Regions from separate parts of the Homo sapiens genome. Here region 2 is linked to region 1. A link is an interaction called in ENCODE POLR2A ChIA-PET data of the cell type or tissue named here. Cell type or tissue: A673. All regions are shown on one strand. Links, peaks and the distances in the headings refer to the core of each region. The heading gives the core; the rest is flanking DNA.

Region 1 (11,081 bases), core at 2,036-10,035:
TCGAGAACAAGATGGGGCGGCTGAGGGCAGAGGCCTTGGAACAACCTCCCCTTTCCATCTCCTTCTTTCTGAGTGTTCAGTGAGTGCTGGAGTCTGTGCAACTCGGGTTCTAATCCCAATGGTAATTTAACTGCTTTGTGGCCTTGGGCAAACAGCTTGACCTCTGTGAACCTCAGTTTCCTCTTCTGGCCTGTTGCACAGAGTTGAGCTCACATATGGGGTGTCCATCCTGGACCACTGCAGGCCATGGGGGCTCCGTAACCCTCAACTTCTTCCCCAGATGCCAGTGTAATGGCCACGCGGACACATGTAACGAGCAGGATGGGACGGGCTGTCCATGTCAGAATAACACAGAGACGGGCACATGCCAGGGCAGCTCCCCCAGTGACCGTCGAGACTGCTACAAGTACCAGGTGCGGCTGCAGAAGCTAGTGGTGGGCCGAGGGCCCTACACCTTGTGGAGGTCAGGGCTGGGATGAGGTAGCCAGGCTCGGGCAGGACTGACAACATGGTTCCAAATCAGTGGTTTTGGGATCAAGTGCAGCTTGACAGACTGTTCCTGAGCCCCATTCAGTTACAGGCCCTAGGCAGTGATGCTGGGGACCAAGATATGAGCCTCTGGGGGACTCTCAGACTGGTGGGGAGACAGTCTCCATTACAGGTAGTCACAGCTAAAGGTGGCACATGCCAGAAAATCTATCCCATGGTAGCTCAACCGAAAAAAGAAAATGGGCTGGGCATGGTTGCTCATGTCTGTAATCCCAGAACTTTGGGAGGCTGAGGCGGGAGGATCACTTGAGCCCGGGGGTTCAAGACCAGCCTGGGCCATATAGTGCAACCCCATCTCTGAAAAAAAATTTAAAAATTAGCCTGGCATGGTGGTGCACATCTGTGGTCCCAGCTACTTGGGAGGTGGAAGTGGGAGGATTGCTTGAGCCCAGGAGGTCGAGGCTGCAGGACTCTGTCTCAAAACAACAACAACAACAACAACAACAACAACAACAAACACACACACACACACACACACACAACAGAAGAAAAGAAAATGTATTGACTCTTAGAACTGAGGGTCTGGGGTCTGCCTTCAGGACTGGCTATATCCGGGTGCTCACACAATGCCATCAGAAGTCTCTCTGCATCTTGACTCTGCTTTCCTCTGCATTGGCTTCATTTTCAGGCAGATTCTTCCCAGTTGGCAGACCCCCTCTGATGAACTGAGGCTAGCAGAGATCTCATATCATTTAATACCCAGATTCAAATTCCCCTCGAGTGCATTTCCCTTTTTCTTCTGCACAGAGGCTCCTGGAGTGCCTGCACTGGCCACCTGGCTGGCTGCTGTGTTCCAGACTTGCCTCCATGATGTCCCAGGCTCCTTCCTCAGAGGACAACTCCCGCCACCTCCCCGCCACCTTCTCTCTCCAGTCCCAGAGGGAAGAGAAAGTCCCTTGCTCTCAGTCTTCCTTACCCATCTACAGAAACATAATAGCTGCAAACATAATAGCTGCCACCCCAAATGGCAACAGTTTTACAAGCCTTACTGACCCTTAACATTTCTATCCTGGGCCAGAATTTCTGCTTTTTTATTTTTTTTTTAATTTTTAATTTAATTTAATTTTTTTTGGACACAGAGTATTGCTCTGTTGCCCAGGCTGGAGTGCAGTGGTGGGATCTTTGCTCGAGGCAGCCTCCACCTCCTGGGTTCAAGTGATTATCCTGCCTCAGCTTCCTGAGTAGCTGGGACTACAGGCGTGTGCCACCATGCCTGGCTAATTTTCTGTATTTTAGTAGAGATGGGGTTTCACCATGTTGCCCAGGCTAGTCTCAAACTTCTGAGCTCAGGCAATCCACCTGCCTTGGCCCCCCAAAGTGCTGGGATTACAGGCGTGAGCCACCACACCCAGCCCAGAGTTTCTGCTTTCTTGATAAGGGAAAGGCCTATTGGCTTTTACCAGGGAGTCTCAGAGATTAAATCAGACCTCCTCCTCTACCAGGTCTGTTGGCTGCTTAGAAGTAGCAGTTTTTCTTGGTTCCTTTTTTTTTTTGAGACGGAGTCTCACTCTGTCGCCAAGCTGGAGTGCAGTGGCGTGATCTTGGCTCACTGCAACCTCCGCCTCCCAGGTTCAAGCGATTCTCCTGCCTCAGCCCCCCGAGTAGCTGGGACTACAGGCACGTACCACCACCCCCCGCTAATTTTTGTATTTTTAGTAGAGACAGGGTTTCACCATGTTGGCCAGGATGGTCTTGATCTCTTAACCTTGTGATCTGCCCACCTTGGCCTTCCAGAGTGCTGGGATCACAGGCGTGAGCCACCACCCCCGGCCGGTTCTTTTTTTTAATGTATTTATTTTTAAGACAGGGTCTGGCTCTTTCACCCAGGCTAGAGTGCAGTGGTGCAATCTCAGCTCATTGCAACCTCTGCCTCCCTGGTTTCCATCATCCTCCCACCTCAGCCTCCTGAGTAGCTGAGACTACAAGCATGTGCTATCATACCTGGCTAATTTTTTTTTTAGAGATGGGGTTTTAACCATGTTGCCCAGGCTAGTCTTGAACTCCTGAGCTCAAGCAATCCACTCACCTTGGCTTCTCAAAGTGTTGGGATTCTAGGCGTGAGCCACCGTGCCTGGTTGGGCTTTTGGGTTTTTTTTTTTTTTTTTTTTTTTTTGATACAGGGCTTACTCTGTCACCCAGGCTAGAGTATAATGGCGCAATCATAGTTCACTGCAGCCTTGAACTCCTGAGCTCAAGTGATCCTCCTGCCTCAGCCTCCTGAGTAACTGTAACTATAGGCACACACCACCATGCCTGGCTAATTTTAAAAAAATTTTAAAGACGGGGGTCTTACTATGTTGCCCAGACTGGTCTCGAACTCCTGGGCTCAAGCGGCACTCCTGCCTCAGCCTCCTGAAGCACTGGGATTACAGGCATGAGTCACTGCGTCTGTTTTCTCTTGGTTCTAATAGTGATTGCAGTAATAACTAGAATGCCAGGAGCGCCTGCCACAGAGCTGGATGCTGTGCTGTGTAGACAGTGGTGACAGCATAGATATGAAAGGCTTTGCAAGACTGTGCTGGGGCCTCAGTGGGGTACAGACTTAAGAGGAAGACAGATTCAGAGACATTAAATGTCCTAGCTGGGCACAGTGGCTCATGCCAGCACTTTGAGAGGCTGAGGCGGGCAGATCACTTAAGGTCAGGAGTTCGAGACCAGCCTGGCCAACATGGTGAAACCCCTTCTCTACTAAAAATACAAAAATTAGTTGGGTGTGGTGGCGGACACCTGTAATCCCAACTACTCGGGAGGCTGAGGCAGGAGAATCGCTTGAACCCGGGAGGCAGAGGTTGCAGTGAGCCGATATCACACCACTGCACTCCAGCCTGGGCAACAGAGCGAGACTCTGTCTCAAAAAAAAAAAAAAAAAAAAAAGTCTCACCCCAGATCAGGTGGTCAGTTAGGCTTGGTGCCTGGAGTGACCCTGGTCTGATCTCAGAACTTGAGTGGTTTCCACTAAGCCACAGGAATCATAGCCGTTATCTATCCAGCCACACATTCATTCAGCACACAGTCATTGAGCACCTAGTATATGGCAAGCACCGTGCAGGTTGCTGGGGACACAGTAGGGAACAAAGCAGGCAAATGTTCTGTCTTTAGGAGTTTGCATTCTCATGGAGGCATCAGAAATGAACAAACAAGTCAGATGCTCGTGTGTTAGACAGCGAGGAGCGCTAAGGAAAGTTAAGTAGGAAGCGGGGGCTAGGGCTGTTGGGGAGTGGGAATGGTAGACGCAGGACACAGTGGCCAGGGAAGGCCTAGGTGAGAAGGAGGCTCTTGAGCAAAGATCTGAAGGAGGCAAGGGGGCTTGACAAGCTGACAAGTGACAGGAGAACCATGCAGGCAGAGGGTCCGCCAGTGCAAAGGCCCCAGGGTGGGAGGGCGCCTGGCACAGTATAGAAGAAGCATCCAGGCAGGCAGGCGAGGCTGGCTGACCCTGCGCCGAGTGCCATGCACATGATCTCAGTGGTCCTGTGAGCGAGCCGTGGTTACTCCCTGTGTGCAGAGCTCATGGGTTAAGTCTGTGTGCTCAGGCTCAGTGAGGTTAAGTCACTAGTCCAAGGCCACACAGCTAACAAGGAGGTAGAGCCAGAATGCAGCCGCGTTCTTCACTGCTGTGCCTCAGAGTGCCAGAGGCCTCAGTATCAGGGTGCTCAGGTCACTAGGGTGGCACCAGGGGCAGCAGTGCTGGAGTGCCAGGTCCTGGCAAGGTCTACACTGTGGCAGAGAAGGTCCGGGGGGTCACAGGGAAGTGACTGGGGCAGTGGGGGTGAGGCCCAGGGCAATGGCTACTTAGCAGTGGGTATAGAGTATTCGTCACTGCTGCTTGGGGGACAGGCTGGCACCGCACTCAGCCCTGATGGTCACCGCCTCTAACCCTGCCCGCAGTGCGCCAAGTGCCGGGAATCATTTCACGGGAGTCCGCTGGGCGGCCAGCAGTGCTACCGCCTCATCTCGGTGGAGCAGGAGTGCTGCCTGGACCCCACGTCCCAGACCAACTGCTTCCATGAGCCCAAACGCCGGGCGCTAGGCCCCGGCCGCACTGTCCTCTTTGGCGTGCAGCCCAAATTCACCAACGTGGACATCCGCCTGACGCTGGACGTGACCTTCGGGGCCGTGGACCTCTATGTCTCCACCTCCTATGACACCTTCGTGGTCCGTGTGGCCCCTGACACTGGCGTCCATACTGTACACATCCAGCCACCCCCAGCCCCACCACCTCCACCACCCCCTGCAGATGGTGGGCCCCGGGGGGCTGGGGATCCAGGAGGAGCAGGGGCCAGCAGTGGGCCGGGCGCCCCAGCAGAGCCACGGGTACGGGAGGTATGGCCGCGGGGCCTGATTACCTACGTGACGGTGACGGAGCCGTCGGCAGTGCTGGTGGTCCGCGGCGTGCGGGACCGGCTGGTCATCACCTACCCACACGAGCACCATGCCCTCAAGTCGAGCCGCTTCTACCTGCTGCTGCTGGGCGTGGGAGACCCAAGTGGGCCCGGCGCCAACGGCTCAGCCGACTCGCAGGGCCTGCTCTTCTTCCGGCAGGACCAGGCCCACATTGACCTGTTTGTCTTCTTCTCCGTCTTCTTCTCCTGCTTCTTCCTCTTCCTCTCACTCTGTGTGCTCCTCTGGAAGGCCAAGCAGGCTCTGGACCAGCGGCAGGAGCAGCGCCGGCACTTGCAGGAGATGACCAAGATGGCCAGCCGCCCCTTCGCCAAGGTCACCGTCTGCTTCCCACCTGACCCTACTGCCCCGGCCTCCGCCTGGAAGCCGGCTGGGCTCCCACCTCCCGCCTTCCGCCGCTCTGAGCCCTTCCTGGCACCCCTGCTGCTGACAGGGGCCGGTGGGCCCTGGGGACCCATGGGAGGGGGCTGCTGCCCACCAGCCATCCCCGCCACCACTGCTGGGCTGCGAGCTGGGCCCATCACTCTCGAGCCCACAGAAGATGGCATGGCTGGCGTGGCCACACTGCTGCTCCAGCTGCCTGGCGGGCCCCATGCACCCAACGGCGCCTGCCTGGGGTCAGCCCTCGTCACACTGCGGCACAGGCTGCACGAGTACTGTGGGGGTGGTGGGGGTGCTGGGGGCAGTGGGCATGGGACTGGTGCGGGCCGGAAGGGACTGTTGAGCCAGGACAACCTCACCAGCATGTCCCTCTGACATGCCCAGGGTTCTCATCCACAGCAGCTGGGTCACCTGATAGGGCCGCCCTGGACTTGGGGTCCCTCCACCTGGGGGCCCCTGGACACTGTCTACTTGGAGACCACTGGCCCCCTTCCCCCAGGGTTGCCCAGATGGGGCCTCCTTTGTTCTGCATTCAGCAGCTATTTATCGAGTACCTACTCTGTCAGGCACTGTCATAGGCGTGGGGCAAAGCAGGAACCAAGAGACGAGGTTCCCTGATCTCATGGGACTTAGGTTCTGGTGAAGGGAGACAATCAGTGCACATGCACACACCCCACACGCATACACACATGAACACATGCACATGTGCACACACAAGTAAGATGGCTTCAGAGAGGGAGAAGCACTGTGAGGCCTCCAGAGGATGTGGCAGTGAGGGACGATGGGGTGAAGTCAGCTGGGCATTCAAAGAAGCTAGACTGAGAACGCCTGAGAAGAACCAGCTACGGGAAGAGCTTTGGGAAGCAAAGGCAGAGGCCCTGGGGTGGGAGCAGGCTTGTTTTATTGGAAGGACCAGAAAACTGGTAAGTGTGACCCAGATCAAGTGTGAGGAGATGAGGCTGGGGATAGTCAGGGGCTGGATCACCCAGGGCCTTGTGGGCCCCACATAGGGTTTTGGGTTTTATTCTCAGGGCAATGGGAAGCTGTTGGATGGTTTGATGAAGGGGAGTGACAGGATCCGATGTACCTATTTAAGAATTTAAGAGGGTCGGGTGCGGTGGCTCATGCCTATAATCCTAGCACTTTGAGAGGCCAAGGTGGGCTGATCACAAGGTCAAGAGTTCGTGACCAGCCTGGCCAATATGGTGAAACCCCATGTCTACTAAAAATACAAAAATTAGCTGGGCATGGTGGCACACACTTGTAGTCCGAGCTACTCGGGAGGCTGAGGCAGAAGAATCGCTTGAACCCAGGAGGCGGAGGTTGCAGTGAGCTCAGATTGCGTCACTGCACTCCAACCTGGGTGACAGAGCGAGACTCCACCTCAAAAAAAAAAAAAAAATTTAAGAGGTCACTCAGTTGTGCTGTGGAGAATGGACCGGAGGGACAAGAGGGGCAGCAGGGATGGTGGGCTGGAGTAGGGTGCTGGCAATGAGGGAGTCTGGCTCAGATGTGGGATGTGTATGGAAGAATATAAATGATGGTGTGGATGTCAGGGTGAGGGAGGAGACAAAACCACGATGACCCCTAGCTTTGTGGCCTGAACTGTGGGTGGCTGAGGGGATCGTTAATTGAATGGGGCAGACTGAGGCTTGTGAGGAAGATCAGAGTCTGGTTCTTGACATGAGATGCCCTTCAGACATCTCTTCACTCAGGTCCAACTAGGGATACAGAAACACTGAATATTTCAACAGCAGAAATTGAATGGGGGGATTGATAGCGCTGGCGAGGGAAGCAGCTGGAAAGAGACAGATGGCACCCTGAGACAGCCCAGAGGTGAATAGGACCCCCAGGCTGCAGGGATAAAGCTCAGTGGTGGTGTTACCTCACCGGGGACCAGGGTCACACAGCAAAGCTGGAACAACAGAGGCGTGTTGTGGGGGAGCCTCAGAGGGGACAAAACCTCTGCCTGAGATCCCACCCCAGGTGGGCATGGGGGCCACTGAGGTTGGGGATGAAAATGCCGGTACCGTCAGTGCACAGCCCTGTTCCAGACAGTGCTGCCTGGAAGATTTCTGGGCTCTCCTGAGGCGCCACCCCGCACCTGAGCCACCTCCTTGGACTCCTGTCCTCTACCCCTTGAGGACCTCCCTCCCTTCTACCCTAGCTGTCTTCTTGAACTTGGGACTCTCCTTTCCCAAGACTTCCATCACTAGCTCCTGGAGGGACTGGACTTTGCATCTTCCCTTCGCGTGGAGCCTCAGTGTGAGAGGCCCTAGCCAATGCGTGCATGTCAGAGGTGGTGGGGACCACATCAGAAGAAGAGGGGGGTGATGAAATTAACAAATAAAAAGTATGGGGAAAACCCAGGTGTCTGAGCGCGTCTGCACATGTCCCAGCAGGGCTAGGTCTCAACTCTGACCCAGCCCCGCATGCTGGATAACTTGGATAATTGCCCTTATGATGGTGCCACTTCCAAGCTGGGGTGGCTTTGTTCCTGGCTGCCCCTCTTAAAGGGGGAAGGGGGAAGGGGGAAGGGTATGCCCCAACAGAAGCATAATAAATACCAATAAACAGCTCTTGTTTCCCAGAAGGGACGCGCTGAGGGCAGACGTGGGCAGTGGAATTTGACCCTTCCCTAGATCTTCCTCAGGGAAACCCCAGTTTGGCTCAGGAGGGAAAACAGGCTGCCTTGGTCCCAGCTACGGCTTTTTGTTGTTGTTTTGTTTTGCTTTTTGAGGGGACAGAGTCTCACTGTTGCCCAGGCTAGTGTGCAGTGGTGTGATCTTGGCTCACTGCAACCTCTATATCCCGGGTTCAAGTGATTTGCATGTCTCAGCCTCCCAAGTAGCTGGGATTACAGGCACGCGCCACCATGCCTGGCTAATTTTTTTCTATCTTTGGAGGAGACAAGGTTTCACCATGTTGGCCAGGCTGGTTTCAAACTCCTGACCTCAAGTGGTCCGCCCACCTTGACTCCCAAAGTGCTGGGATTACAGTCATGAGCCACTGCACTTGGCCTTTTTCTTTTTTTTTTTGAGACAGGGTGTCTCTTTTTCTGTGACACAGGCTGGAGTGAAGTGATGGAATCATTGCTCACTGAAGCCCCAACTTCCTGGGCTCAGGCGATCCCCCCACTTCAGCCTCCCGAGTAGCTGGAACTACAGACGTGTACCACCTCACCCAGCTAATTTTTGTAATTTTGGTAGAGATGAGGTTTCACCATGTTGCCCAGGCTGGTCTTGAATTCTGGAGCTCAAGTGATCCTCCCACCTTGGCCTCCCAAAGTGTTGGGATTATAGGTGTGAGCCACCATGCCTAGCCCAGGCACAGATTTTATTCTGGGCCCCAATAGAAGGGTTCAAACCAGACAGGGCTGAGAATGAAATGAGACCCTAGCACAATGAGCTTTCTTTTTTTTTTTTTTTTTTTCTCTGAGACGGAATCTCGCTCTGTTGCCCAGGCTGGAGTGCAGTGGTGCAATCTCGGCTCACTGCAGGCTCTGCCCACCGGGTTCACGCCATTCTCTCGCCTCAGCCTCCCGAGTAGCTGGGACTACAGGTGCCCACCACCTCGCCTGGCTAATTTTTTGTATTTTTAGTAGAGACGGGGTTTCACCGTGGTAGCCAGGATAGTCTTGATCTCCTGACCTCGTGATCCGCCCGCCTCCCAAAGTGCTGGGATTACAGGCGTGAGCCACCGCGCCCAGCCCAGTGAGCTTTCTCTAATCCATTAGAGTCACAGTCAAAACCGAAAGCATCATGAGAGCTGCTTTACCTGGCATGCACCTAGGCAAACAAAATCCCTGATTCCTCCCAGGTGGGAGCTGGAGATCTCTGTCCTCTCCATCAGCCTCAGCAGCATAGGCATCTTGCTGGGTGTGTTAAACAATGTATCTTTTCTGCACATCCCGGCTCCAAAGTGCAAGCTGGTTTCTTCATCAGGTGCTCAGCGGAGGACGATGTGTGGGACCCAGAGGGTGTGTGAGTCTCCATTATGGGCCAGGAATAACACTGTATTTTCTTTTTCTTTTTTTTCGGAGATGCTCTTGCTTCGTCACTCAGGCTGGAGTGCAGTGATGTGATCTTGGCGCACTGTAGCTTCAACCTCCTGGGGTCAAGTGATCCTCCCACCTCAGCCTCCTAAGTAGCTGGGACTACAGATGCACGCCACCAGGCCCGGCTATTTTTTTTTGGTATTTTTGTAGAGACAGGTTTTCGCTGTATTGCCCAGGTTTAACATGGTATCTTCATACTTTGTGGGCAATTTAAGGGATTTCCAGGGGTTACCTTGACCTCACGTGAGTTTTGCCTTTATGAGCTATTAGTAGCACCTACCCTCCAGGATATGATCGTGGACTTGCATTTATATGAACTGAGCAGCACATGCTGGACAGTTTGCATAGCATACTGCTGTGGTTTCATTTGGTCTCTCCAGCAATCATATGAGGTCAGTAACCCGTAATCCCCATTTGCAGATGAGAAAACAAAAGGTCATAGACATGGTTTAGCTGTTGCATGAGAGCTGTCAATTGACTCTCAGACCTATGTGCCTGACCACCAGGCTCTTCCACCTCCCAAGGAAGGACCCCTTAAATTAGGTCGACATAGCTGAAAGCTGTCCCAGCACACGTTTAGAGGTGATGCCACATGACTACCTGTACCTCACAGCAGGAAGGGTGAGGCTTTTCCAAGCATCTGTAACCACAAATCAAAAGGGTCAACAGTCCACCTCACTCATGCCTGTAATCCCAGCACTTTGAGAGGCCAAGGCAGGCGGATCACGAGGTCAGGAGTTCGAGATCAGCCTGATCCACATGGTGAAACCCTGTGTCTACTAAAAATACAAAAATTAGTTGGGCATGGTGGTGGGCGCCTGTAATCTCAGCTACTCGGGAGGCTGAGGCAGGAGAATTGCTTGAACCTGGAGGCAGAGTTTGCAGTGAGCCAAGATTATGCCACTGTACTCCAGCCTAGGCGACAGAGCAAGACTCTGTCTCAAAAAATAAATAAATAAAAATAAAAATAAATAAATAAAAGTACAAAAATTGGCTGGGCGTGGTGGCGAATGCCTATAATCCCAGCTACTTAGGAGGCTGAGGCAGGAGAATCGCTTGAACCCGGGAGGTGGAGGTTGCAGTGAGCCGAGATTGCACCACTGTACCCCAGCCTGGGCAACAAGAGCGAAACTCCGTCTCAAAAAACAAAAACAATAGCCAATTTCTGCTAGGGATAATGCAGAATATACCAACTAGAAAGCTAAGGAGTGTGAGATTTGCTGCCCTGAGAGAGGGAGTCCTGAGGGCTTGGAGTTCCACCTGCATGAGCAGAAAGGAGCTAAGATTCTTTAGGACTCCTCTGTGTTATGCGTGGACCTCTCAGGTGAAGTGTCTTCCTAGCAGTCATCCTGTGACTTTGCCCTCCTAAGCAGATGATTTGCACCACGACTGGGCCTTTTCTCTGGGATGCATAGCCACACTCCCTCCGACTCTCACAAGTGCTCTATGGTACGTGTTCCTCCCTCCACGTCAGCCCTCTGCCGTCACTTCTCCCTGCACATACCTGAGTGCAAGTGGCGTATGCTGAGGTGGGAGAGAGTCTGGGCATGGAAGGCTGGATGCCTGGTTCTAGGCTATGTGCAGCTCCAAACCCCCTGGGGATTTCAGGGATAGAGGGAATATTTTACTGAGGGCCTACAGCCCTCCAGGCACTGTGCTGGGTGCTTGGTGTGAATCTTATCTTGCCAACATC
Region 2 (10,674 bases), core at 1-8,000, 75 kb before region 1:
TATCAACATCATGGCTCATGCCAAGGGATCAATCCGTTTTCAGAAGAGGAAATATCCTAGCTACCTACAAGTGATGGAGCCTAGATTTACCCCAGGAATGCCTGACAACTTTTGGCCTATTCAAGGTTTTTTGAGGGTTTTTCTTTTGTTTTCTGGTGAGACAGGGTCTCTGTCACCCGGGCGAGAGTGCAGTAGCATGATCACAGCTCACTGTTACCTTGAATTCCTGGGCTCAAGTGATCCTTCTCCTTTAGCCTCCCAAGTAGCTGGGGTTACAGGTTTTGCGCACCATCATACCCAGCTAATTCTTTTTTTTTTTGAGATGGAGTCTTGCTCTGTTGCCCAGGCTGGAGTGCAGTGGCACAATCTCGGCTCACTGCAAGCTCCGCCCCCCGGGTTCATGCCATTCTCCTGCCTCAGCCTCCCAAGTAGCTGGGACTACAGACGCCTGCCACCACGCCCGGCTAATTTTTTGTATTTTTAGTAGAAACGGGGTTTCACCTTGTTAGCCAGGATGGTCTCGATCTCCTGACTTTGTGATCCACCCTCTTCAGCCTCCCAAAGTGCTGGGATTACAAGTTTACAGGCGTGAGCCACCGCACCCGGCTTTTTTTTTTTTTTGAGACAGAGTTTCGCTCCTGTTGCCCAGGCTGGAGTGCAATGGTGCAATCTTGGCTCACCCCAACCTCCACCTCCTGGGTTCAAGCGATTCTCCTGCCTTAGCCTCCCAAGTAGCTGGGATTATAGGCATGTGCCACCACGCCCAGCTAATTTTGTATTTTTAGTAGAGATGGAGTTTCTCCACGTGTGGTCAGGCTGGTCTTGAACTCCCGACCTCAGGTGATCTGCTTGCCTCGGCCTCCCAAAGTGCTGGGATTACAGGCATGAGCCACTGCGCCCAGCCCATGCCCAACTAATTTTTTTTTTTTTGAGACGGAGTCTCGCTCTGTCGCCCAGGCTGGAGTGCAGTGGCACAGTATCAGCTTACTGCAAGCTCCGCCTCCCAGGTTCATGCCATTCTCCTGCCTCAGCCTGCCAAGTTAGCTGGGACTACAGGTGCCCGCCACCACGCCCGGCTAATTTTTTTTTGTATTTTTAGTAGAAATGGGGTTTCACCGTGTTAGCCAGGATGGTCTTGATCTCCTGACCTCGTGATCCACCTGCCTCGGTCTCCCAAAGTGCTGGGATTACAGGCGTGAGCCACCGTGCCTGGCCCGTTTTTTAGTTTTTCAATACCCCCAAAGTCTTAAGCCATCCCTGGGCAAAAAAGGCTAATTGGTCTCGGAGCATATTCTCAACCACAGCCACTCTGAAGGGTATAGCAAGCTCCAACGTGAGATTCTGCCTAAAAGCCACTGCTCTATGTCAAGCTGCCTAGAACTGTGCCAACTGTGGCTATATCTGAGGGGGTCCCAGACCACTGCCATTCTTCCTTTCCCACTCTCCCAGCCTCTCACCAGCACCACAACCCGGGCCTGGGGCTGTCGCTCATTCACCAGTTGCACAATGGCCTTGATGCCACCAGTCACCTGCTCTGCTGTGTGTCCGTGGTTGTTGGTGCCCACCCAGACCACCACAATCTGTGGAAAAAGAGACATGAAGCAGCGGTGAGGGGGCAGCCAAAAGATGTTTTAGAGCCCCACCCAAGCCCCGCTCACCTTGGGCCGGATGTGTTCCAGCTCCCCATTCTCCAGCCGCCACAGTACATGCTGTGTGCCGTCACCACCAATGCCAAAGTTAAGTGCATGCAGAGGAGAGAAGAGCTCGCGCCAGATCTGTGGGCAAGAAGTGGTGTGGGCAAGAAGTGGTAGGGGCACAAGGGCACTGTCCGCATGGACCATCCCCCTCTGTCCAGGTGTTAACCAAATGCCATTATGGAAGAACCTTACTTCATGGAAGCAGTCTTAAAATTTTACCTGGAGCAAACTCCAGCATGGCTGAACCTCACTTTATAGAAATCTATTAGAGTCTCTCACTTATTTTATTTTATTTTATATTTTTGAGACAGAGTTATTTTATTTTTGAGACAGAGTCTCACTCTGTCACCCAGGCTGGAGTGCACTGGCACTATCTCGGCTCACTGCAACCTCCGCCTCCCTAGTTCAAGTGATTCTCATGTCTCAGCCTCCTGAGTAGCTGGGACTACAGGTGTACGCCACCACGTCCAGCTAATTTTTTGTATTTTTAGTAGAGATGGGGTTTCACCATGTGGGCCAGACTGGTCTCGAACTCCTGACCTCAGGTGATCCACCTGCCTCGGCCTCCCAAAGTGGTGGGATTACAGGCGTGAGCCCATGGTGCCCAGCCTATTTATTTTTTGAGACGGAGTTTTGCTCTTGTTGCCCAGGCTGGAGTGCAGTAGTGCGATCTCGGCTCATTGCAATCTCTGCTTCCCAGGTTCTGGCGATTCTCCTGCCTCAGCCTGCCAAGTAGCTGGGACTATAGGCATGTGCCACCATGCCCAGCTAATTTTTGTATTTTTAGTAGAGACAGGATTTCGCCATGTTGGCCAGGGTGGTCTCGAACTCCTGGCCTCAGGTCATCCGCCTGCCTTGGCCTCCCAAAGTGCTGGGATTACAGGCGTAAGCCACCACACCCTGCCTAGAGTCTCTCACTTTAAACCAAGCCCCAGGCTCTGTTGCTCATGCTGAGGTGGGCGGACTGCTTGAGCCCAGGAGTTCAAGACCAACCTGCGCAACAGGGCAAAACCCCATCTCTACAAAAATTACAAAAATTAGCCAGGTGCATGGTGATGTGCACCTGTAGTCCCAGCTACTCGGAGACTAAGGTGGGAGGATCACTTGAGCCCAGGAGGCAGAGGTTGCAGTGAACAGAGATCATACCACTGCACGCCAGCCTGGGTGACAGAGCAAGACCCTGTCTCAAAAACCAACCAACCAACCAACCAACCAACAAAACAAACCAAGCCCCATAGAAGCAAGACTCACTTCATGAAAATCCAGTCTGCTTGAGCCATGCATTGAATCAATGGCATTACAGTTGAAACTTATTTTGATGAAACCCATTACAGTTGGACATGCTTTGTGGAAAGATATTATTATGATTGAGTCCTCTTTGTGGAGTGCCATTAGAGTTGCCCTTCGCTTCCTGTAAAGTGACTATAGCTTTGTGTAAACCCAACAGGGCTGCGCACTACTTAAAGCAAACAAGAAAGAGCCTCACTTTAGGCAAGCCTATGGCAGGAAAGCCTCATTTTAGGTCTTAGTACATTATACACAAATCCAATCTGATAAAACCAAGGCATACATTTCTTTCTCAATAGAATGTTGCACCTTACACCAAGATTCTCAGAGCCTCGGGCTGCCTGAGGCCAATCTGGGTACTCTCATAATACCTCACCTGGCCTGGGTTCTGGTCCAGATGTGTCAGCATGGACACAGGGCTGGATGGGGCAGGGGGAGAGGGACTGCCCTCACCTCGCACTGGTGCATGAGCTGGACCAAGGAGTCCCCGATGAAGACGACTTCGGGTTCCTTATCTTTGCTGTCAGCCACGAACCGATGGTGCTGCGGGAGCGCGCGAGAGGGAGTCAATGGCATGCACGCTCCAGGGCCCGCCCCGCCCTGCTCCCTTAGGCAGCGCCTCCTCAACTGCCCTCAGTTTCCCAATCAGGTAGTGAGAGTGGCACGAACCAGCCGTTCTCCTGAGCCACCCCCCGCGCCCCCGGACTCCTCAATATCCCAGGTGGGAACGCTCACCAGGGACATCCAGCGCCCGTCGCCCTGTACGTCCTGCACCGGCGTGGGCTTGCTGGCTGGGTTCTCCTCTCCACTCATCTTGGCGCCGCAGCTCCTGCAGGATGAGCGAGTCGGGTCGGCCCGGGAGTGTTCCGAACGGAGCTGGCTCCGCCACGCCCACTCCTACCCCTCGCGGCAACAAAGGACCGTCCCAACGCTAGCACACCCGCGGAGGACGAAGGCCGATACAGGGCGCCGCCTCCTCTCCAGGGACGGAAGCCTTCACTTAGGAGGTAGGTGGAATCAGGAACCTTCGCTTCCCCCACGACGGCCGCACAGTGGGCTCGCCCGGCGCTTCCCGCTCGGGCCGCTGACTCCCAGGCCGCGCACCCGGCACGGGGTGGGGGGAGGGAGAGGCGAGACCATCCAGCTCCCGAGGCGGGGAGGAGGGAGAAACCACCCACCGGTCACGGGGAGGGGCGAACTACCTGAAGAGTCGAGAGTGGGCGGGGAAAATCTAGCCCTCTGTCTAGCAAATGGGAAGAAACCATTTGCTGTACAGAGTGAAATGTGCGGAAGGGACCACCTACTGTTGCGGGGGGGGGGGTGACCCATTCACGTGGTGGGGGGAGGGGAGCGAGTGGACGAGTCCATTCTTATATTCCCTTGAAGGGGTGGCTCGAATGCACCTGGCTGGGGGGGACGCTCCTATTTTCTACTGATGTGGGGGACAGAAAAGGAAGATGACAAAATGTGAAAATTCGAGGCTCCCTTCTAAGGAGCCACTCTAAGGCCGCGCCAGGGCTTTAGTGAGCCTATCTACTCGTGGGCTTCCCCTACTCAAAACACCGTGGGTGTGTGTGTGTGTGTGTGTGTGTGTGTGTGTGTGTGTGTGTTGAAATCTAAAGTACATATCTTTGCATTCAAGACATCACAGGACCCCTACTCAAAACACCGTGTGTGTGTGCGCGCGCGTGGCATAACATATAAACTACATATCTTTGCATTCAAGACACCATAGGACCTGCTTGGAGGGTAGAAGAAGGTGCAGAAAGAGAAAGGAAATTAGAGACGCCTCCAGGGCTCAGGTCCAGTCTGGCGTCCCTCCGGCAGATCATCTTGCAGATCTGCAGCCTCTACACTCTCTCTAAACCCACAGGCCAACTGGGTATGTCTGAGCTCTGAAACCTACATCCATAGCCAAGGCCACCTAGGGTCGCGCCTCTCCCCCAACGCTGCCCCAAATTAATCTCAGACCTCAGTGTCTTCTCAGATCTCCCTCTTCTCTGGGACCAGGTGGGGGGCTCACTCCCTGCTAAACGTCCTGGTCATGTTCTTGTAGCCTCACTCCAGGTGGGACCTTCCCATGTATTCATTCCTTCGAGGTGGATTGATACTGAGACAGAGATGAGTGTTATTCATTGTGTTTATGTTTTCAATCCACTTTCCTGGAACTGGGCCGGGCACACAGTGGTTATTCCACAAGTGCTTGCTGAATGAGTAGTAAATGAGTGGGTCAGCTCCTGACCTTGTCCCAATGTGTTTAGGGAGACAGATCCAGACACAGAGGTGTAGGGGTGTCAAAGTTGTGTTTGAGGGAGAGACAGGGACCTCTGGGGAGGAAGAGGAGAAGGACTCTGAGGACTATGGGTTTCCTAGGAGTAGTATCTCAGCTGGGTCTGAAAGATAATGAAGAATGGGCAAGCAGAAAGAAAAGACACAGGTAATCACTTTCTTATTAGGTTTGGGGAATATCGTGGAATAGCTTGATTTTAAAGTCTGAGGGAGGCCAGCATGGAGGCTCATGCCTGTAATCCCAGCACTTTGGGAGGCTGACATGGTCGGATCACTTGAGGTCAACCAGCCTGGCCAACATGGCGAAACCACGTGTCTACTAAATATACAAAAAAAAAAAAAAAATTAGCTAGGCATGGCAGCACACGCCCGTAGTCCCAGCTACTTGGGAAGGCTGAGGCAGGACAATTGCTTGAGTCTGGGAGGCAGAGGTTGCAGTGAGCTGAGATCGCGCCACTGCAGCCCAGCCTGGGCAACAGTGGCCCAGCTTGGGTGACACAGCGAGACTCTGTCTTAATTACAAAAATAAACAAACAAATAAAGTCTGAGGGAGCCAGGTGCAGTGATGCATGCCTGTAGTCCCAGCTACTGGGGAGGCTGAGGTGCGAGGATCGCTTGAACCCAGAAGTTTGAGACCAGCCTGGGTAACACAGTGAGACCCTGTCTAAAAAAAAAAAAAAAAAAAGGCTGGGCGCGGTGGCTCACGCCTGTAATCCCAGCACTTTGGGAGGCCGAGGTGGGCAGATCACGAGGTCAGGATCGAGACCATCCTGGCTAACACGGTGAAACCCCGTCTCTACTAAAAATACAAAAAATTAGCGGGGCGTGGTGGCAGGCGCCTGTTGTCCCAGCTACTTGGGAGGCTGAGGCAGGAGAATAGCGTGAACCTGGGAGGCAGAGCTTGCAGTGAGCCGAGATGGCACCAGTGCACTTCAGCCTGGGAGACAGAGCGAGACGCCGTCTCAAAAAAAAAAAAAAAAAAAAAAAGGGCAAGTGCCTGTAGTCCCAGTTAGTTGGGAGGCTGAGGCAGGAGGATAGCTTGAGCCTGGGAGATGAGGTGGCAGTGGCCCATGATGGTGTCACTGCACTCCAGGTTGGGTGACAGAGTGAGTCCCTGTCTCCAAAAAAGAAGTCATAATCAGCTAGGCACGGTGGCTCACTCCTATAATCCCAGCACTTTGGGAGGCTGAGGTGGGCAGATCACTTGGCGTCAGGAGTTCAAGACCAGTCTGACCAACATAGCAAAACCCCATCTCTATTAAAAAATACAAAGATTAGCTGGGCAAGGTGGTCTGCGCCTGTAGTCCCAGCTACCTGGGAGGCTGAGGCAGGAGAATCGCTTGAACCCGGGAGGTGGAGGTTGCAGTGAGTTCAGACTGTGCCACTGCACTCCAGCCTCAGTGACAGATTTAAATTCCATCTCAAAAAGAAAAGGAAAGAAAAGAAAAGAAAAGAAAAAAGTCTTAATTATGCCTTCAAGTCAGTGATATAAGAGAGAATTTTTTTTTTTTTTGATAGAGTCTCGCTCTGTCGCCTAGGCTGGACTGCAATGGCGCGATCTCGGCTCACTGCAACCTCTGCCTCCCAGGTTCAAGCGATTCTCCTGCCTCAGCCTCCTGAGTAGCTGGGACTACAGGCGTGTGCCACCACGCCCGGCTAATTTTTTGTATTTTTAATAGAGAAGAGGTTTCACTGTGTTAGCCAGGATGGTCTCGATCTCCTGACCTCGTGATCTACCTGCCTTGGCCTCCCAAAGTGCTGGGATTACAGGCGTGAGCCACCATACCCAACCGAGAAAAAAATTTTTAAAAATAAAGTCTTAGAGGATAAGTTGGAGCAGTTCCTGAAGCAAAGCTTAGTGAGAAACAAAGCTTCCAGGCATTCTTCATTCACCAGGCCCATTTCAAGTTAGACATATTGGTCTAGTTTATCCTTCTAGCAACCAAATGAGGAAGGTAGTTTTATTACCAACCCAATTTTACAGGTCAGAAAACTAAGTCTGACCAGTTACAAACATTTCCAAGGTCACACAGCCCAGTTGTGCCATTTTGGGCATTTAAACCAAGCCTAGCTATGAATCACAACACTACACTAACTTTTTTTTGAGATGGAGTCTTTCTCTGTCACCCAGGCTGGAATGCAGTGGTGTGATCTCGGCTCACTGCATCCTCCACTTCCCAGGTTCAAGCAATTCTCCTGCCCCAGCCTGCTGAGTCGCTGAATATACAGTCGTGAGCCAATGCATGTGGCCTAATTTTTGTTCTTTTACAGGGTCTTGCCGTCTCCCTCAGGCGGGCGTGATCATGGCTCACTGCTGCCTCCACCTCCTAGGCTTAAGTGATCCTCCTGCATCAGCCTCCCAAGTAGCTGGGCCCACAGGCAAGAGCCACTGCGCCCAGCTTATTTATTTATTTAGAGACGGAGTCTCGCTCTGTCGCCCAGGCTGAAATGCATCTCGGCTCACTGCAAGCTCCGCCTCCCGGGTTCACGCCATTCTCCTGCCTCAGCCTCCCGAGTAGTTAGGACTACAGGCGCCCGCCACCACGCCCGGCTAATTTTTTGTATTTTTAGTAGAGACGGGGTTTCACCGTGTTAGCCAGGATGGTCTTGATCTCCTGACCTCGTGATCCGCCCACCTCGGCCTCCCAAAGTGCTGGGATTACAGGCGTGAGCCACCACGCCCAAAGCTAATTTATTTTTTGTAGTCAGGGTCTCCCTATGTTGTCCAGGGTGGTCTTGAACTCTTGGGCTCAAGCCAGCCTCCTGCCTCTGCCTCCCAAAGTGCTGGGATTACAGACGTGAGCCACCACGCCCGGCCAACTGTATAAGTTTTCTAGGGATTATGTCTGTGGCTGCTTGGGGGACAGCTGTGCATGGGGGCTACCATGACCCTTCTTCCCTTTGGCACGCCTGGTCTCAACTAGCCCTCGAAAGACCGCTGATAGCTATCTGAACCAATCAGCATTCAGGAAGGGGGCGGACCTAGTGAACCTCACAGCCAATTGAGGGCTGGGAGGTGCTGAGACCAAGAAAGGGAGATTTCTGAAATTGAGGCTGGGAGGGGAGGGGCTATAACCGGCGCTTCCCTGGCACGCGCCGCTAGGTTTCCGTCCTCTCAGAGCCACGAAGCCAAAGGGCATGGAAAGGGCACGCGCATGCGTGTGGGGGAGCCCGAGGCCCGGAACAGCGCCAGGTGACTTCGAGAGCTGGGGTCACCGCGGAAAAGAAGCCATTGCGCCCCACAGCTACGTGAAGTGGGAAGGGCCGGGGTTCGTTGGGGCGAGAGAGGTGCCCTTCCCACACCCTGCTCCTGCCAACCGTACCCCACTCCCTTCACTCTGCCCACCCTGCCCTACCGCGGCTGGCCACCATGCTTCCTCTCCTACCCTAGGCCCTTCCTTTGTGATCAGGCCCTGTCCCTGATCGCGCCTCTGTCTCCCTTCCTGTTCTCTTGAGGTTTTCTCAGGCTTTCCAGACTTCTCTTGCTGCTCTCCCTCTCCTGCTTCTCTTTCTCTACTATCTCTTTCCACTTTCTGCATTCCCCTGTACCTCGTCTACCCCTGGATTTCTCCGTCCAGAATCACTTTCTGGTCCCCCAAATCCCTCCAATCTCATGACCCCTTCACCACCCTCCATCTTTTGTTGTTGTTGTTGTTGTTGTTGTTGTTGAGACAGAGTCTCGTTGTGTCCCCCAGGCTGGAGTGCAGTGGCGCGATCTCGGCTCACTGCAACCTCCGCCTCCCGATTTCAAGCGATTCTCCTGCCTCAGCCTCTTTGAGTAGGTGAGATTACAGTCATTCACCACCACGCCGGCTAATTTTTGTATTTTTAGTAGAGGCGAGGTTTCACATGTTGCCCAGGCTGGTCTCGAACTCCTGACCTCAAATGATCTACCCACCTCGGCCTCCCAAAGTGCTGGGACTACAGGCGTGAGCCACTGCGCCTGGCCCCCACCCTCCATCTTTTTTTTTTTTTTTTTTTTTTTTTTTTGAGATGGAGTCTCGCTCGGTCATCCAGGCTGGAGTGCAGTGGCGCGATCTCGGCCCACTGCAAGCTCCGCCTCCTGGGTTCACGCCATTCTCCTGCCTCAGCCTCCCGAGTAGCTGGGACTACAGGCGCCCGCCACCGCGCCCGGCTAATTTTTGGTATTTTTAGTAGAGATGGGGTTTCACCGTGTTAGCCAGGATGGTCTCCATCTCCTGACCTGGTGATCCGCCCGCCTCGGCCTCCCAAAGTGCTGGGATTACAGGTGTGAGTCACCGCGCCCGGCTCACCCTCCATCTTTTAACTGTTTCCCCATGTCCCTGTTCCTAATAGCCTCTCTCTGTTTCCTGGCTTATCTTCCCATTAGCTGTGACTCCTTCGACTTCATCTTACCCCTGTGATTCCTTATCTGACCAAACCTTTTCCAATCTCTCTCTGCTCACTTATTTTCTCTCATCTTCTCTCTCTCTTTTAAGAGACAAGGTCTCACTCTCTTGCCCAGGCTGGGGCACAGTGATGCAATCATAGCTCAGAGTAACCTCCAACTCCTGGGCTCAAGTGATCCTCCTACCTCAGCTTCCCTAGCAGCTGGGACTACAGGTGTGGGCCACCGAATCCAGCTTTTTTTTTTTTTTTTTTTTTTTTTTGAGATAGAGTCTCACTCTGTCACTCAGGTTGAAGCGCAGTGGCGCAATCTCGGCTTACTGCAACCTCCGTCTCCTGGGTTCAAGCGATTCTCCTGCCTCAGCCTCCAGAGTAGCTGGGATTACAGGCGCGCACCATCACATACAGCTAATTTTTGTATTTTTAGTAGAGACAGGATTTCGGCATGTTGGCCAGGCTGGTCTCGAACTCCTGGCCTCAAGTGATCTGCTCGCCTTGGCCTCCCAAAGTGCTGGGATTACAGGCATGAGTCACCACACCTGGCATCATCCAGCTAATTTTTATTTTTATTTTTTGTAGAGATGAGGGTCTCACTTTGCTGCTCAGGTTGGTCTTGAATTCCTAGCCTCAAGCGATACTCCCGCCTCAGCCTCCCAAAGTGCTAGGATTACAGATTTGAGCCACCATGCCTGGCCTCATCTGGTCATTCTAAATAGTATTCCCACCACACCCCAAAACATCTCCCTATTCACTTGTTTTGTTTTGTTTTGTTTTTGAGATGGAGTCTCACTCTATTGCCCAGACTGAAGTGCAGTGGCACAATCGTGACTCACTGCAACTTCTGCCTTCTGGGTTCAAGCAATTCTCCTGCCTCAGCCTCCTGAGTAGCTGGGATTACAGGCGTGCACCACCATGCCCAGCTAATTTTTTTTTTTTTTGAGATGGAGTCTTGCTCTGTTGCCCAGGCTGGAGTGCAATGGCATGATCTCAGCTCACCGCAACCTCCACCTCCTGGGTTCAAGTGATTCTCCTG

What was found. ChIA-PET counts read pairs that join two places held together with the same protein. Peaks named below come from ENCODE experiments on the same cell type or tissue, not always from the same donor. Only the 100,000 strongest peaks of a DNase experiment are listed, where the experiment ranks them.
Region 2: POLR2A ChIA-PET joins it to region 1 with 14 read pairs; 11 of 35 experiments call an interaction of 5 or more read pairs at or near these places.

Annotation. Positions count from the first base shown.
Region 1 is chr19:42,371,070-42,382,150 of GRCh38, forward strand. MEGF8 (multiple EGF like domains 8) reads left to right here. Exons shown (of 42, transcript NM_001271938.2): 41 at 281-413; 42 at 4,438-7,696. The coding sequence ends at 5,706. Among named protein-coding and RNA genes, the nearest start is that of CNFN, 14 kb to the right of the region's middle. In A673, for the core only: no CTCF peak of the experiment used is centred there; no DNase peak of the experiment used is centred there.
Region 2 is chr19:42,298,513-42,309,186 of GRCh38, forward strand. It overlaps PAFAH1B3 (platelet activating factor acetylhydrolase 1b catalytic subunit 3), which reads right to left and starts at 4,112. Exons shown (of 5, transcript NM_002573.4): 1 at 3,720-4,112; 2 at 3,438-3,527; 3 at 1,659-1,775; 4 at 1,458-1,580. The coding sequence starts at 3,797. It overlaps PRR19 (proline rich 19), which reads left to right and starts at 3,620. Exons shown (of 3, transcript NM_199285.3): 1 at 3,620-3,991. RefSeq lists enhancers at 3,587-3,636, 3,717-3,846, 3,799-4,453 and a silencer at 4,007-4,226. In A673, for the core only: no CTCF peak of the experiment used is centred there; DNase peaks (open chromatin) are centred at 3,559 and 4,089; H3K4me3 peaks cover 1,444 bases; H3K27ac peaks cover 2,385 bases.